Regions from separate parts of the Homo sapiens genome. Here region 2 is linked to region 1. Evidence: chromatin contacts called from ENCODE Hi-C data. All regions are on one chromosome and are shown on one strand. Each heading gives the region's core, a stretch centred on a gene start or an enhancer-like site at or near the end of the contact. The rest is flanking DNA. Distances are from core to core; before and after follow the strand shown.

The links. Hi-C counts contacts between places; a loop is a spot of excess contacts on that map. Pooled maps may share reads with other maps.
Region 2: a map of CD8-positive, alpha-beta T cell shows a loop between it and region 1 (3-fold over the local background). The contact joins the promoter of JRKL here to the promoter of PANX1 in region 1. A Hi-C loop is called at or near these places in 1 of 168 maps with a recorded cell type or tissue (CD8-positive, alpha-beta T cell), 2 of 37 single-sample maps with no recorded cell type and 8 of 50 pooled maps.

The regions. Positions count from the first base shown.
Region 1 is chr11:94,126,267-94,131,376 of GRCh38, forward strand. It overlaps PANX1 (pannexin 1), which reads left to right and starts at 2,575. Exons shown (of 5, transcript NM_015368.4): 1 at 2,575-3,227. The coding sequence starts at 3,047. RefSeq lists enhancers at 2,508-2,567, 2,888-3,147 and a silencer at 2,798-2,867.
Region 2 is chr11:96,388,763-96,393,906 of GRCh38, forward strand. JRKL (JRK like) reads left to right here and starts at 1,251. Exons shown (of 2, transcript NM_001261833.2): 1 at 1,251-1,311; 2 at 1,721-4,799. The coding sequence starts at 1,888. The coding sequence ends at 3,462. CCDC82 (coiled-coil domain containing 82) reads right to left here and starts at 1,150. Exons shown (of 10, transcript NM_024725.4): 1 at 1,082-1,150. RefSeq lists a silencer at 1,064-1,323.

The DNA.
Region 1 (5,110 bases), core at 1,325-3,824:
CCAGGCCCTACTTATTCTCTGCACCTCCCTTGGTATACCCCACTTTTCACAATAATCACTCTTTCTACCTTGCATTATAGTTAATTGTGTGCATGCCTTATTTCTCTTGCTAAGCCATAAGGTCTTTGAGGAAATGGAATCCATTCACTTCATTTCTGCTTCCCCATCCACTGAGCCCAGAACTGGCCCATCACCAGCCTCTAATATATGCCTGGAATGTATGGATAAATGAGTGTGAACTGGGCCAGTTTTAAAAAGTGTTCAGATTCCTTCAGACATTTATTTAATAATATGAATTAAAACATCAACTCTGTGTGAGGCATTTGTGCTAAGTGTTGAGGATAAAAGTGGTACACATGGGCATGGGCCTACCCTCAAGAAGCCGATCACATAAAGTGGTGGCAAACACTAAATAAATGAATAAATATTTGTTGAGTTGCAATGGTGACTATTTTTAAGAAGGAAAAATAGAGAACAATGACAGATGAAATGTACCTAGATTCACAAGGTGCCAGGCACTGGGCACTACCCACGTGTTAACTCATTTGGTCCTTATCACAGTCCTAAGAGGTACAACCTTTTTACAGATGAGAAAACTGAGACACAGGAGAGTCAAAGAACTCCCCAAGACTAATAGCTAGTAACTAGTGTGGCTAGTATTATGGGAGAATTTCACAAAGGGACCTAATCTAGTCTGTCTACTTAGGGAAGGCTTTCCCAGGGAAGTGACATCAAGCTGAGGCCAGAAGGGTGAATAAAGGTGGGCCAGGCAAAGAGGCCACTGTGGGGAGTGTTTTGGGTGGGAAGGCCTGGAGGAGGCCAAGGGCTTAGCTAACTTGAAGAACTGAAAGGAAAGCAGTGAAGCTGGTGGTGAGGTAGGCAGAGGCCATGCTAAGAAATTTGTATTTTATGCTAAAAACAATGTACACTTTAAGTAGAAAAGATGATCCGACTGGAGTTTTGAAAAGCTCATCCTGGCAGCTGTAGAGGAGAATGGAGGGGGACCCTGTCTCACATATTTCCTATATGTGGTTAGGAGACAGGATGGTGAGTTGAATTGGGTATTGGCAGTGCAGGTGGAGGGGTGTCAGATTTGCTATATTTAGGAGAGAGAAGCAAGAGAATTTGAAAATTGGTTATGGCAGCTGTGAGAAATGGAGTGTTGAAGATGGTGCTCCAGGATTCCGACTTGGGTGCACAGGTGGCTGGTGGTACATTTAGTAAGATGGGGAAGATGGAGTTCAGGTTTAAGGGGAAGATGAAGACTGAAGTCCTGGCCGTTATGAGTTTGAAGCCCTATGAGCCATCTACGCGGAGAGAGCTGTATACGCTCTTGGATGTGTGTTTAGCGGCCAGGCTGGGGTGGAGAGGTACATGTGGGAGTTGAGGCTTGTATCTGTGGACCCACAGAGAAGGGAGCCAAGCCCTGCCCCAAGGAGCCCTCATGTTTGCAGGTCCTGCCTGCTTCAAATGTTACTGGTGATAACCTACATGTCACATTTGACAGGGCTTCCAAACTAAGCCATCTAAGAAAGGTCTTATGATTCATGGCTTAGATCCTGTCCCTGAGTAAAAAATCTTACTGTGAGTCCTTCAAATCCTTTTGTCAGTTCCTCAAACTGCTGATGTACTGATTAGTATGTAAAATACTGACATTGAAAAGAACACTGACTTGTTTCTGAATCATATAAACTTTGATTTTCTTGTGCACAAAACATTTTAGCCTGTATGTTGTCATCTGCAGCCAGTGACTGTAACCTGTGTACCATACCCTCCGATGAAAAAAATCCCACCTCTGATATAAGGGGTCCTCCTCCCTTTTCCTAAACTTTCTTCTAAAACCCTTCCAACGTGTAACAAATTTTGAAACATGCCCAACTTTGCTGGTAAGTCTTCTTGGGTGGATCCTCACATTTAGCTTCCAATAAATCAAATTATTTCTACTTCAACAGCCTTAATTTCCGTGGACACTGGTCAGAGTATTTCCTCCTGTCTTTCCATCATCCACTTCCTATGAGCTGTTCAGAAGCAGCTCTCTGCAGCCCCAACACCCACCTACCTGCAGGCCCCCCTCTCTCTGCTGGCTCCCGGAACAAGGCTCTGATTGGGATGGCAGAGGAAAGAGAAACGGGACCAGCAGCGCTACTCAGGCCTCGAAACTCCACACTCACTACCGTTTCCGCGCCACCCTCTCACGCGGAGCTCCTGGAAGGGTCCAGCGCTCCCTCTGCAAGGCACCGTCGGTCTACACCGCTCGATTGGCCTTTTATGGCACTGACTGTTCTTTGAAGCTTTTGCAGCTCCTTCTAACCCGATTTCACCGTGTTGGAAATGTTGGGGGTGGGGCGTAAAGGGGGCCATCCCATCCACAGAAAGAGTCGCTTGCAGAAATGATTTTAAAACTCCCGGGTGCCAGGACGTGAGGAGAATCCGGCAGGGAGGGACGGGAGAATTTCCAAAGGTGCCGCTCAGTGGGAAAATCCCTTTGTCAGAGAGTGGCCCGAGGGGCGCGGAATGCAGCCGCGCCCACCCCGCCCCGCGTCACCGCGTCTTCCGGAAGCTCCACGCCCCTGGGTACTTGGTTTCCCCGCATGGTTCCGGAAGAGCGCGGCGCAGCTGGCTGTGAGCGCAGGGCTATCCCGGCGGCCGCTTCGGCAGCCAGGGCGGCGCGGAGGGGCAGGGCCAGAGGGAAGCGCTTTGTTCCGCGCGTGGTTCCCGCGCCTGGGGGTGCGCGGGAGAGGCGCGAATCCGAGTGCCGCGCGCGGCCCGGGGACTTGCACGGGCGTGCGGGGTGGAACCGCAGGAAGCGGAGCTCTCGGGTTCCCGCCCCGCCCCGCCCCGCCGGCGGCGGAGGCAGCGAGCGCGAGAGCCCAGCGGAGTCGCTGGGAGCCTGAGGCACCGAGACACAAAGGCAGGCGGGATGCGGGAGCAGGCAAAGGGAAAGCGAAAGCCGCGCGCCCGGCCGGTGACTGGGTGAAGGCGCCGCGCAGCTTTCCCGACGCCGGCTGTACCCGGACCTCCTGGTCGAGCCTGGCGCGCCGCAGCCATGGCCATCGCTCAACTGGCCACGGAGTACGTGTTCTCGGATTTCTTGCTGAAGGAGCCCACGGAGCCCAAGTTCAAGGGGCTGCGACTGGAGCTGGCTGTGGACAAGATGGTCACGTGCATTGCGGTGGGGCTGCCCCTGCTGCTCATCTCGCTGGCCTTCGCGCAGGAGATCTCGATTGGTAAGCCTCGCCCAGGACGGAGGGGAGTGGCCGCCCCGGTCTGGCCCGGTGAGCTGCGATTTTACGGCTCACAGGCCCGAGTCTGGGTACGCCCAGCTGTGATGGTCGTGAGCGTCAGGAAGGGCAGTGGCCCCAGTTTTATGGTCCAAAGCGTTCTTTGCCCAGGTGTTTCATTGGTACCCTGGTCTACTCTGCTCGCATCCCTACTCCTCAGTTCTTTTGTTCCTCATGCCCCTCTGATCGGACTGTGGCTTATAGTTTATGTTCCACCCTTAGAACTGGCACCTTGCCACCAGATTTGCCAAGAATAGCTGTGTCCCCGTTTTTCACCCCTGTCTCCTACATATTTGTCCAGCCGCCTAAAATTTTACACCAGAGAAGTTCCTGAGTGGCTACATGGAGGATGTGAAGACCGGTGCTCCATGAGAAGTGTGTTCTTTCAGTGTCTTACATATAATTGGTATTTGCTGAGATCTTAGCTCTCTAGGGTTGTGAATGATAGGAAATATCTGCACTTGGCAGGCATTAGAGGGATCCTCAACTTGGACGGTCTTACAAATGTGAGATGAACAAGTCCCCTTCCTGTAAATTATCATTTGAGCTTCATAACAGTTGTGTGAGATTGGAAAGTCTGGTGGTTTGGGCAGGATCACGTGGCTACGTGCCTTACCTTCCTCATCAGCTGTTCTGACTCTCCACACAGGAGAGAGTGTTTATGAACCAACAGGAAGGTAGCGCAGGAGGGTTAAATACAGTTCTGTGGCAGGGGAAGAGAGAGGACCCAGTGCGGCTGGACTTTGGGAAAACTTTTGTCAGAGGGTGGGTGGGATTTGGACAAGAAGGAGTAAGACCTTTGTTAAGGTTTTGAGATGGCAGAGAATGTTATATGTTCCTGGAAAGAGAGACACAGTGACTCTCCTAGCCAAGGCAGGAGGATAAGTCAGAGTTCCTGGAGTCTGAGAGTGAATATGGGCCTGGGTCAGCCTGGAACAGAAGAGTGTAGGCTGATGGTTTCAGAACTGTGAAGTTATTGTTTGAGCAGAGGACAGACTGGTTGAATGATGGTGGCATTTAGGGTCTGGGAAGAAGGTGAGAGGATGGGGCCTGGAGGGCTGGGTGCCAGAGAGCAAGGCATCGGCTGAGGTCTTGTGCACAGAGGGTGTGAAGAGTGGAAGAAAATGGGTGGGTGATTGCTGTGCGATCAAGGAGTAAATAAGCAGCACTTGAGTACCTAGTATTTAATAGGCCATGAACGGCAGTACTGGTCAAACGTGCTGCGGAGGTTGTATGTCTGGGTGAGTGGAGTGTGGTGTTGGTGGTGATGGGAATTGTGAAGTTGAGGGAATAGTTGATTAGGAAAGAATGACTATGAGTGTGATTTTGCAATCTGCAGCACTAAGTTGTTCAGCTTGGCAGGAAGTTGCCAAATTCATTGTGGAAAATAGTTTTTAGTTTTCCTGCTCTTTGCGCAGGCATAGTCATCGGGATGTTCTTTAAGTTTCCATTTGACAGTGGATTGAGGCTTCCAGCTGAAAGCAAAACCACCAAGTAGCATGAGTCCTGGAGATAATCTCTCCCTTTGGTCAATTCCTCCTTCAGTACTGGCTGTGTGCTGAACTCGGTGCTGACCTCCAAGGACCCGGGAGTAAAAGAGGCATGATCCCTGTCTTGGAGGTGCAAGTCTTGGGTACCTGGTTGGGACAGAAAGGCAGGAGGAAGGAGTTAGTCACCCTCTGTGACCAATCTCCACCTCTAGCACATGTACTAGAGGGACTCCTAAGGCACCTGTACCTGTAATGCCTTAGATACGTCTAAATTGGTGGGCTGTCTGAGAGGTATTTTTGGGGTATTGGGAGTGGTTTTAACTAGCAAGAGTTTGAGCT
Region 2 (5,144 bases), core at 1-2,500, 2.3 Mb after region 1:
ATTATTTGAAATTCTACCAGGAGGGATCCATTCTTGGGTGTAAAACATCACTCCTCTTCGATGTTTTCTTTTATATGGCAGTTTGGAGAGCAAAGATTAATAAGCCGAAAAATAATTATTGAATATCTACCAAAATGCAAGCACCTGCTAGGAACTGTGCTGCCACCATTTCAAATAAACATGGTCTCTGCTCCCAAGGAGCTCACAATCTGATGAAATTACTAGGGACACCAAAAACAAGCCAGCATAATACACGATTTGAGGGCTACAGTGTATGATTAAGATCAAGTTCTTATCACACTGCTATGAATAAATTTATCATAGTTCTTCTATTGGCAGGAAAACAAGACAGAACATGACAGAAATAGGATATAAGAAAATAAACATAAAGAGAGGAAAGCCTATTTCCCCCACTTAGAATCACAGTCCAACAGTCCACAATTTCGCAAAGTGGATCCTGCCAGCATGGTATCCGGGATAACTATATTATTCATTAAAATCCGTTAACAATGAAGGTTAATGCAGCAGGAATGAGTGGTAGACAGTGGAATAGATCCTCTCAGGAATTAACACCCGGAAGGGTGACTTTCATGATTACAAACCTCTTTGGCGGGACGCAGGAACCCAGCGCCCGCTAGCCCACTAGTCCGTCACTCTGCCTCCAGGAGGGAGGGGCACAGTAGCTAGGAAACCGGACCCTCAGGCCAAGCTTCGCGATGACGCGCGCAGGACGACGGAAACCCCCAGACCCCAAAAGAGCTCTGCACCGAGAAAACAATTACAAGGGTCTGGAAAGGCCAGAAACCCGAGAAATCACCAACCGAGCTCCCTACATCAGTTCCAAGCACCTCCCCAAGGCGGAAATAACGGGCACCGCGCCCACTGCAGCTCAGCTGAGGAGGGTTAGAGGCGCAAAGGGCTGAGGGGCGTTCTCCGGCCCACCCAAAGAGCGCCCGCGGGAATTTTTCTCTTAGTCCGCGAGGAGGCACGGCTTCCCCCGCCCCTCTCATAAACCATTAGCACCGGGAGCGCGAGCGAGTCCCAGCCGGGAGACAGCCCCGCACCGCCCTCGCGCTCTCACCTTTCAAAGCGCCTCCACCTCTGCCTCCGCCTCCGCCCCTGCCCCGGCAACCAGCTCAGGACAAGCGATGCTCCTCCCCCCCTTCCGGGGACCAAGGGAAGTCCCGCCTCTGGGTGGGGCGAGGGGTGGGGCCAGGCGGCGGGAGGGATCATCTTCCGGGAGCGTGGCTAGGGGCGGAGCGACTGCCGCGCGATAGTCAGGGAGCTGTGCGGGTCCTGGTTGCAAGAGAGGTGGGGAGAGGGGCCTGGCGGGTTTTGAGGGACTGGGAGGACTGTCCCGGCTAAAGCTGGCGCGGGAAACTGGGGCTGCGCGGCGGGAGGGCCCTGCTGCTGGGGAAGGAATCTAATATATCCGTTCCCCTGAGGAAGGGTGCCAGTCCTTGACTCCTAGGCTCTTCGGCTCTCTGTCGTAACTTTGGGGTGTGGCAGGGGTTAGTGACGCGCGGTTACCCGGGATCTGGACGTGCAGGAGGTTCGTGGCCACAATGGGGGTATAGTCTTTCTCACGGCTGCTGGGGTAATAAAACACATGCTTTTAATCCGGATTATCCGCGGTGACATGGGGCCTCCGCTACTGCCCGTATAAGTTAAAGAAAGGCCTGTTCTCTCAAACTTCCTCCTCTTTCACCTTCTTCTGCAGTCTATTTGCCAGCCAACCCCAGCCCGGGAGGGGATCAGGGCCACCAGGTTGCTGGTAAGGATGAAAGACTGAGTGTGTTAAGACTGTTGAAGTGAGCCTGTGTAAGAGAAGGAAGGATTTTGTGGATTGCTACATTGTGAGTGTGGGGTGAGTCCCAGAACCTCGCTATGTCAGGGAAACGGAAGCGTGTGGTGTTGACTATTAAAGATAAGCTTGATATAATAAAGAAACTTGAAGACGGAGGTTCTTCCAAACAACTGGCAGTGATTTATGGAATTGGTGAAACAACAGTTCGGGATATAAGAAAAAATAAGGAAAAGATTATAACTTATGCAAGCAGTTCTGATTCCACAAGTCTTTTGGCCAAGAGGAAATCTATGAAGCCATCCATGTATGAGGAATTGGACAGGGCAATGCTGGAATGGTTCAACCAGCAAAGAGCAAAAGGGAATCCCATATCTGGACCAATTTGTGCAAAAAGGGCAGAGTTCTTCTTTTATGCTTTGGGAATGGATGGTGATTTTAACCCCTCTGCCGGTTGGCTAACTCGTTTTAAGCAGCGGCACAGCATTAGAGAGATTAACATTAGAAATGAAAGATTAAATGGAGATGAGACTGCGGTGGAAGATTTTTGTAATAACTTTCGAGATTTTATTGAACGAGAGAATTTACAGCCTGAACAAATCTACAATGCAGATGAAACTGGACTCTTTTGGAAGTGCTTGCCTTCTAGGATTTCAGTAATCAAAGGTAAATGCACTGTCCCTGGGCACAAATCAATTGAAGAAAGAGTCACAATCATGTGTTGTGCCAATGCAACAGGTTTACACAAACTTAAACTTTGTGTTGTGGGGAAAGCAAAGAAACCTCGCTCCTTTAAATCAACTGACACCTTAAACCTGCCAGTCTCTTATTTCAGCCAAAAAGGTGCATGGATGGATCTTTCCATTTTCCGACAATGGTTTGATAAAATTTTTGTGCCGCAAGTTCGAGAGTATTTAAGATCTAAAGGCTTGCAGGAAAAGGCTGTGCTCTTGTTGGATAATTCACCAACACATCCAAATGAAAATGTCCTAAGGTCAGATGATGGCCAAATATTTGCTAAATATTTACCACCTAATGTGGCCTCATTGATTCAGCCTTCAGATCAGGGAGTCATAGCAACGATGAAGAGAAATTATCGTGCAGGTCTTCTCCAGAACAACTTGGAAGAAGGTAATGACCTGAAATCATTCTGGAAGAAGCTAACTCTGTTGGATGCACTTTATGAAATAGCAATGGCATGGAACTTAGTAAAACCAGTTACCATTAGCAGAGCATGGAAGAAGATTCTCCCTATGGTAGAGGAGAAAGAGAGCCTGGACTTTGATGTTGAAGATATTTCTGTGGCTACTGTGGCTGCCATTTTACAACACACCAAAGGATTGGAAAATGTGACTACTGAGAACCTTGAAAAATGGCTTGAAGTAGACAGTACTGAACCAGGCTATGAAGTGTTAACTGATAGCGAAATCATCAGAAGAGCACAAGGCCAGGCAGATGAATCCAGTGAAAATGAGGAGGAGGAAATAGAACTAATTCCAGAGAAACATATTAATCATGCAGCTGCCCTCCAGTGGACTGAAAATTTATTGGATTATCTAGAACAACAAGGTGATATGATTCTACCTGATAGACTGGTAATACGTAAACTTCGAGCCACCATCAGAAATAAACAGAAGATGACAAAGTCAAGTCAATAATGTCATTTCAATTTTATTGTTCTGCTCATTGTGTTTGTGACAAACTCTTTGCAATATGGCTTAATTTTCTTTGTGTTCTGAATTCTCAGACTTGGTCCTGTGAAATACAGGCACAAAATGTATCTGAAGTGGTTTGAGGATTATGTGTTTTCATCATCTGTGTCTTTTGTCCTTTTATTTGTACAGATAATCAGAAGATGATACTGAATAGATATAAATTACATGTACACATGTATTCACTTTTTAGAATCTGCAATTATACCTTCTGTAACAGTGGCATTCCCTTAATTTTCTAGTGAAAGTTAGAGATAACTGAACAGACTGAAGCACTTTTCTGAAATCTTTTGCTTGATTTATGAAGGCTGCCATAGTTATCTTTTCTTGTGTTAACCATCTTAAATGATGTTTTGTATATTTTAATAGACTGATAGGATGAGAAAGATTTATATTATTAGATTTCAGGATGATTTATAATAATTCAAAAATGAAATTCAATAATGGGGAAATAATTATGAATTATAGAAATTATGCCTTCATTCTCTTACATTTGTGTGGGTTGCAAGAGGGGGAGATTATTCTGGAAATGAAGTAAATATGGGAAGTTATTGCCAAATGAGAGAGAAACTATGGGAAAGCTGATCTATAAAGAGGCATTCTGATCAATTCATTTGTAGGAAACTGGGAAATAAAAACCTGGGGAACTTTAGGTTATTTATACAAAGGGAATAAATAGGCTGATTTTAATTTGGTAAGTTGATCTTTTTATTATGAATTTGGTAATAGTATAGGTTTATTATTTATTCATCTAATTTTATAGTACAGGTTTTGTAATGTTACATGTGATGATATGAGCTCCCACCTTATATGGGGGAACATCTTGGGAATTTGAGATTTAATAAGTTTTTTTTTTTTTTTTTTTAGTGTTTTTACTGCATACTCACAAATGTTGTCTATAATTTGAAAAATATTGTCATATCTGGCCCTTTGATGAGAAAAGGAAATTACAATAATAAAGTTTTATGATTTTAAATAAGTCATATGTTTGTATCCTGTTTTATGAAGAAAGCAGAAATAATTACTGAAAGTGCCAGACACTAAGGAATATTATTGTTTATTATTTTAATACATATAAAAAGGGATTAATCTGCTAAAATGTAATCTAAATCAGAATTTTGATAAATTTTTTTTGTAAACTAAGTATGTTTATTCAAGACATTGAAACTACTTTGCACATATGAATATTAATGTAACTTGTAATTTAAAAGTAAAGTGTTTCCATGCTATTTCATGTTTTGGCCAAAAATTTTTAAAAAATAAATTACAATTGTTCTCTATTAGTCATTTTTTAAAGGTTTAACTTTTTTTGTTGAAATACGTAACATTTTATAGTGCTTTCTGTAGAATACTAAAACTTCAAAAGTATTTTTAGTTTTCCATAATTTCTCTTATTTTCATGATAGGTGTATGTCTATATTTTTCAGAAGATGTGTGATGAAAGTGTTTAAAAATAGTGTTTATTGCATGAATTTCCTCAGTGTAGAGTGTGAAAAACCATCAGAAGTTAACATACATATTGAATCAGATAATGACACGTTCTGCTATAAAGTAAGCTGTACATAAAATAATTTTTCTAAAATGAAAATATGTACTACAGATCTTGGAATTTCTGTCTGGATTTGCAC